2 separate regions of the Homo sapiens genome follow, and region 2 is linked to region 1. The links are chromatin contacts, found by Hi-C in ENCODE. All regions are on one chromosome and are shown on one strand. Each heading gives the region's core, a stretch centred on a gene start or an enhancer-like site at or near the end of the contact. The rest is flanking DNA. Distances are from core to core; before and after follow the strand shown. Region 1 overlaps NWD2 (NACHT and WD repeat domain containing 2). Region 2 has its middle 48 kb from the start of LINC02513.

Region 1 (2,706 bases), core at 93-2,592:
TCAATAACTGTTATTTATGTCTAGCATCTGCTCTGAGCCATCCTGGCATGAACTAATTTCATTATCTCCCTTGCAAAACCTTGGTCTCACTCTATGGAGACTTCTAGACTAATCACGTGAAAACAACAAAGATGAATATATAAAGAAAATATGGCAAAGAAGAATCTTACGATGAAAACAGATGCTAGACAGATAACAATGAGGTGAGATTATACATTTACTTAAGTGCTCAGTGTGGTTATCTAAACAGATGCTAGATAGATAACAATGAGGTGAGATTATACATTTACTTAAGTGCTCAGTGTGGTTATCTTAAGGGATGGAAAATATTAGGCAGATGAGAGCCACAAAGATTTCCACATTCCCACTGCAGGTTTCTCTTCCCCAATTAATTTTCCATCTTTCTTAGAGGCTGTCTGAAAGAAACAACACTCATGTTTGCAGGTCCATCTTTGCCATTGGGGAACCGTTCTTTTCACAACTCTATGCCAAAGTCAAGAATTACCCTTCCAAAGATAGCCTTGTACTCCCAGCCTAGGGAGTAAAGGAATCAGACCAATTCAAGTGGCCCAATGGAGCTGAGCCTTAAGAAGCAGAAAGTTCTGAGAGGAGAGAGGGATGTTAAGTTAACAGGAAATCTGCAGAAGTCCGTGTTACATCAGGAGCTGTGAAGAATATATATAGCAGAAGGGAAGTTAGGAAGCCAGTAACCCCAAATTCAAGCCAACAGAGTGCTCGCTGCTGCAGAGAATTCAGCTTTTCAATGTATTTGGAAAGAAAGATTAAAATAGTGGTCCCTACTAAGAGACGCAATGGCCCGTTAAGGAGTCTGTGGTAGTAGTTGCATCCATTTTGCATTTCCTAGTATGTCTGGACCATCTTCTTTGGAAACTTTCCAGTTGTACTTATATTGAGTAATTATGGATTTTCTCCACTCTTTATCACATGTTTTGACATTTCTTCTCATGACAACACATAGCCTAGGAAATAACAAAAGGTCTTGATTAAGAAAATTAAAACTACTAAAATTTCTTGAGAACCCCTTCCAAAAACTTAAGGGTCAATCATTTCTGTTGTAAAATTTCTGACAGAGAAAATATATAAAAGGCCCAACAAAATGATGATTATTCATAGCATGAAAGACAGTTTTCTCTGAATCCCATCTTTTATTTGATTCTGATCAAGGTCAGAGTCTCCCCCCAACCCCCGGATGTTTCCTCCTAGCCTAAAGTGAACCCTTTGTTTTCTAAGAAAAGGGCCCAACATTCATGGCTTGGCCTCACTGCCTGCTCCCTTTCACTTCCTGAGGCGCCGTGGATCAGAGCCAATGCATTCAGAGAAGGGAACCAAATGACTGCCTGCTCCCAGGCGCTGTTCACTTGAGTGTGGCTGGAAATGATTTTATGTCAGACCGAGATTTGGGTCAAGAGAATTTCTGAAGCGTCCACAACATTCACAGACATCCTAGGGTGAATGAGAGACTGCCATGGTCCTTGGAAATTCTCCAAAAGAGAGATCAGCTCCTCTAGTTTTAAGATGACTCTAGAAGGGTCAGAAAACTGGGACTGGTGGAGACAACGTTAAGGTGAATAAATTGCCAACTGCTGAGTCAGTCTTCACTCAGAGGCATTTATTGAGTGCCCTGCAGTGTGCAGAGCTCTGTAGGAGCAATTAGCAAGGGCCAAGCTCAAGCTAGCAAAATGAGTAACACAGTTCAGTGAGGTCCACTGCTGGTGACTCCCTGCCCACTCGCACTCATTTGATCCTAGTTTCGCTAACTGTACTCCAAAACATTCTTACATCATCTACACCAGTGATTCTCAATAGAGGTTGGAGGAGAATTTTGCTCCCCAGGAGACATTTTGGGCTGTCACAATCTGGGGTGGGGGCAGAGGGGTTAGTATTGGCATCTAGTGGGTAGACACCATGAGATGCTGCTAAATATCCTACAATGTGCACAGCAGCCCCCGCCGCAGAGAATTATCTGGCCTAAGGTGTCAGTATAGCTGAGGCTGGGAAACCCGGATCTAAATGGTCTGCTTTAAGCTATTCAATGATCATGTTTTATCATCCACGTTCTAGTCTTCAGTTTTGATGGGAGCGTATCAGGCTCAAGCCTCTGTACTACACTCTCAGGTGTACGGATTTAAGAGTTTGCTTTTACCTTTATTCATGTTTTAATTAATTATGTTTTTTTGAGATAGGGTCTCATTCTGTTGCCCAGGCTGGAGTGCAGTGGTGCGATCTCGGCTTACTGCAACCTCTGCCTCCCAGGTTCCAGCAATTCTCCCACCTCAGCCTCCCAAGTAGCTGGGATTACAGGTGCTCCACCACGCCCAGCTAATTTTTTTGTATTTTTAGTAGAGACAGGGTTTCACCATGTTGGCCAGGCTGGTCTCAAACTCCTGATCTCAAGTAATCGACCCTCCGCCTCCCAAAGTGCTGGGATGACAGGCATGAGCCACCGTGCCCAGCCCGTGTTTTAATTTATTAAACGAACATACTTAAGCTGATGAAGACATGTGCAGAATATAGTGATTCTTCATTATCTCTTAAATTTGGTAACAGCCTTTTATAGCTGGGGGAAGACAGCGGGGCAGGAGGGCACAGGACTTGTGGGGGCCGATGGGGTCACCCAGCGAGGTCTCCATGTCTCAGCTTCCTCATCTGGATGACGATGAGGATGGCTTTACCTGGAAGGTCTTT
Region 2 (2,706 bases), core at 124-2,623, 930 kb before region 1:
GAGGTCCTGGGATGCTTGGACCCAGGACGGCCCATAGTGCGGGCCTCTGCGTCCTCTCCCCCTCACATAGGGGCAGAGGCCAGGAGGCCTGGATCCTTCCCCAGCAACCGTGTGGAGGTTTTTACTTCCTCTGATCCAGGGGACACATGTAATCTTTTTCTACAACTCCCTGAGGCTGGTTTTTCCCACCCTACAAATCAGTAAGCATAAATTTTTGCAGAGAAGCCTGGAGCCATGGGTCCTAAGCATTCAGGCAGCCAAAAAAATTAAATTTTCAACCGGAGCCGGGTAAGGACACATGGTCTCAAACGTTTCCTGCCCAATTGGAGCCGCTTTCCTCCTCTTGCACACTTGCTCCCCCTACTGCCTGACGCTGGAAGTGCAGGCCTGGCTCCGAGGCAAGCTTGAACGCCCCAGCTCGGTCCTGGGATGGCCAGGGTGAAAGCCAGCAGAGCAGAGAGGTTGCCAAAAAAAAAAAAAAAAAGCAATAGTACATCTTTCATAATTCTCCCACTGCTCTGGGGAAGGCACTAAGCTAAGTCTTTTCTTTACATTTGAAGAATAAACTCTGTAATAAAGATTGAATAAAAGTCTTCCCTGAATAAAGTTTTGCCAAATAAGTTAAAGTTAGGTCTCCCTTAAGGGTTCAATAAATGAAAAGAACTTCAGTTTTAGATTCAGACCTCGTGAAATCCCCAAGCCCCTTTGGATTTCAGACCCTTGGAACGCAGATCCAGGTTTTGCGCCTTTATGTGATGCGTGAACTTGGACATCTTATTTAATCTTTTTGAGCCTGAGTTTCTTTAACTGTAATTTGGGCATAATCATATTGTTGGTCTCATAGTGTTGCTGTAGAACGTAAATGAAAGAATGTGAATGCATGAGAAAAGACTTTTACAACATAAAAATAAATGTGAGCTGTTTCCCTTCCAATCCAACGCACACACACCCCTTTTCCATCTATCTAAGTGGAAATGGCCGTCGAGGCAACCTAAACCCCTAAAAAAGGAAGTAGGGCAAGGAAAGCCCGGTCACAAACAGGAAGTAACAGAAATGCCACTGAGAAACATTCAGGCAGAAGAAAGAAAGAAAAACAGTCCTAGGCTGTGTTTTTGAAGATCAAGTTAGATTTAGTTAATGATTTGGGGCGTTGCCAGCCCGACTTGACCCCCTAAATAGGGGGTTTTCAGAGATGGTTAGGAAATTCTTGACCTCGATTTGACCTCACGAATGGGAATTCTCACTCTGCAGTTGGTAGGTTCCTGCCTTTTTAAATGTAGGTCTCTCCTCCTTTTCCCCTGCGGCCATAGGAGGGGCCGAGCGCTCAGCCGGCTGGGAGGAGCTGGGGCTCCGCCTGCCCTCCCTCGCCGTGGGGAGCCGCCCTGCAGCGCCTCTCGGGTTACTGCCTCCCTTCCTGGCTTCACAAACTCGCCACATGGTAGGTTGGCTACTTAAGGGAATGTAAGAAAAAGCACTCAAGTGACGGCATACAAAGAAGTTTTACAGCTCTGGAGATTATGTCAGATTTTCCTTCCTAATTTCTCCTTAGAGGAGACAAAATCCTAGATTTTTTTTTTTTTTTTGAAGGAAAGGGGAAAAAAAACGCAAAACGAAAGGGAAACATATTAACATATCAGGACACATTGTGCTGTTTATTCTCTTGTTTTTCTTTTCTCATTTTTGAAAGCTCTTTCAAGAATCTTACCGCCTTTCTTGTCTTTTCCTTAATTTTGTGTGTTTTTAAGGTGGGGAAGGGAGAGGATTAGAAGCCTGTGAATTTTGTCAGGACAAGGCCTTCCTAAGCTTTTCATTTGTTTGCAGAACCAGAGTTCCTTCTCTGGTCCAGATGAAGAGACTAGTTCCTACCTCCTTCGCCTATACCTCTTATTAAAGGACCCCTCCAACCCTTGTCAAAATGCTTGGTGAAAGTGAGAGTTGGAAAATCAAGAGATCCACATCCATCCTTTGAGTGACCCTAGTCTGCAGACAGTGTCAGAGAGACAAATACAAATATTCTTAAGATGGTATCATGTCCCATCTTAGGCTTGGTTGTTTTTCAATGGCCTCCAACTGTACACTTGTTACAGGAAAGGGGTCCCCATCTAGACCCCAAGAGAACGTTCTTGGATCTCACACAAGAAAGAATTCAGAGTGAGACTGTAGACTAAAATGAAAGCAAGTTTATTAAGAAAGTAAAGGAATACACTTTGGGAGGCCGAGGTGGGCGGATCATCTGAGGTCAATAGTTCGAGACCAGCCTGGCCAACATGGTGAAACCCATCTCTACTAAAAAAAAAAAAAAAGAAAAAGAAAAATACAAAATATTCGGGTGTGGTGGTGCACGCCTGTAATCCCAGCTACTAGGTGGCTGAGGCAGGAGAATTGCTTGAGCCCAGGAGGTGGAGGCTGCAGTGAGCTGAGATCATGCCACTGCACTCCAGCCTGGGTAACAGAGCCAGACTCTGTCTCAAAAAAAAAAAGACAAGACAGGAAAGGAATAAAAGAATAGCTACTCCGTAGACAGAGCAGCCCCAAGGGCTGCTGGTTGCCCATTTTTATGGTTATTTCTTGATGATATGCTAAACAAGGGATGGATTATTTATGCCTCCCCTTTCTAGAGCACATAGGGTAACTTCCTGATGTTGCCATGGCATTTGTAAACTGTCATGGTGCTGGTGGGACTGTAGCAGTGAGGATCCTACACTC

What was found. Hi-C counts contacts between places; a loop is a spot of excess contacts on that map. Pooled maps may share reads with other maps.
Region 2: a map with no recorded cell type shows a loop between it and region 1 (2.9-fold over the local background). The contact joins two enhancer-like sites. A Hi-C loop is called at or near these places in 2 of 37 single-sample maps with no recorded cell type and 4 of 50 pooled maps.

What each region holds. Positions count from the first base shown.
Region 1 is chr4:37,391,692-37,394,397 of GRCh38, reverse strand. All of the region lies in intron 3 of NWD2 (NACHT and WD repeat domain containing 2), which reads right to left. Among named protein-coding and RNA genes, the nearest start is that of PGCKA1, 61 kb to the left of the region's middle. RefSeq lists a silencer at 1,318-1,367. Within about 2 kb of position 1,342, at least 3 of the 41 ENCODE cell types and tissues checked have a DNase peak (open chromatin) inside an H3K27ac peak, as active enhancers do.
Region 2 is chr4:38,317,663-38,320,368 of GRCh38, reverse strand. No RefSeq gene overlaps it. Among named protein-coding and RNA genes, the nearest start is that of LINC02513, 48 kb to the left of the region's middle. RefSeq lists enhancers at 1,439-1,939, 1,940-2,440. Within about 2 kb of position 1,373, at least 38 of the 41 ENCODE cell types and tissues checked have a DNase peak (open chromatin) inside an H3K27ac peak, as active enhancers do.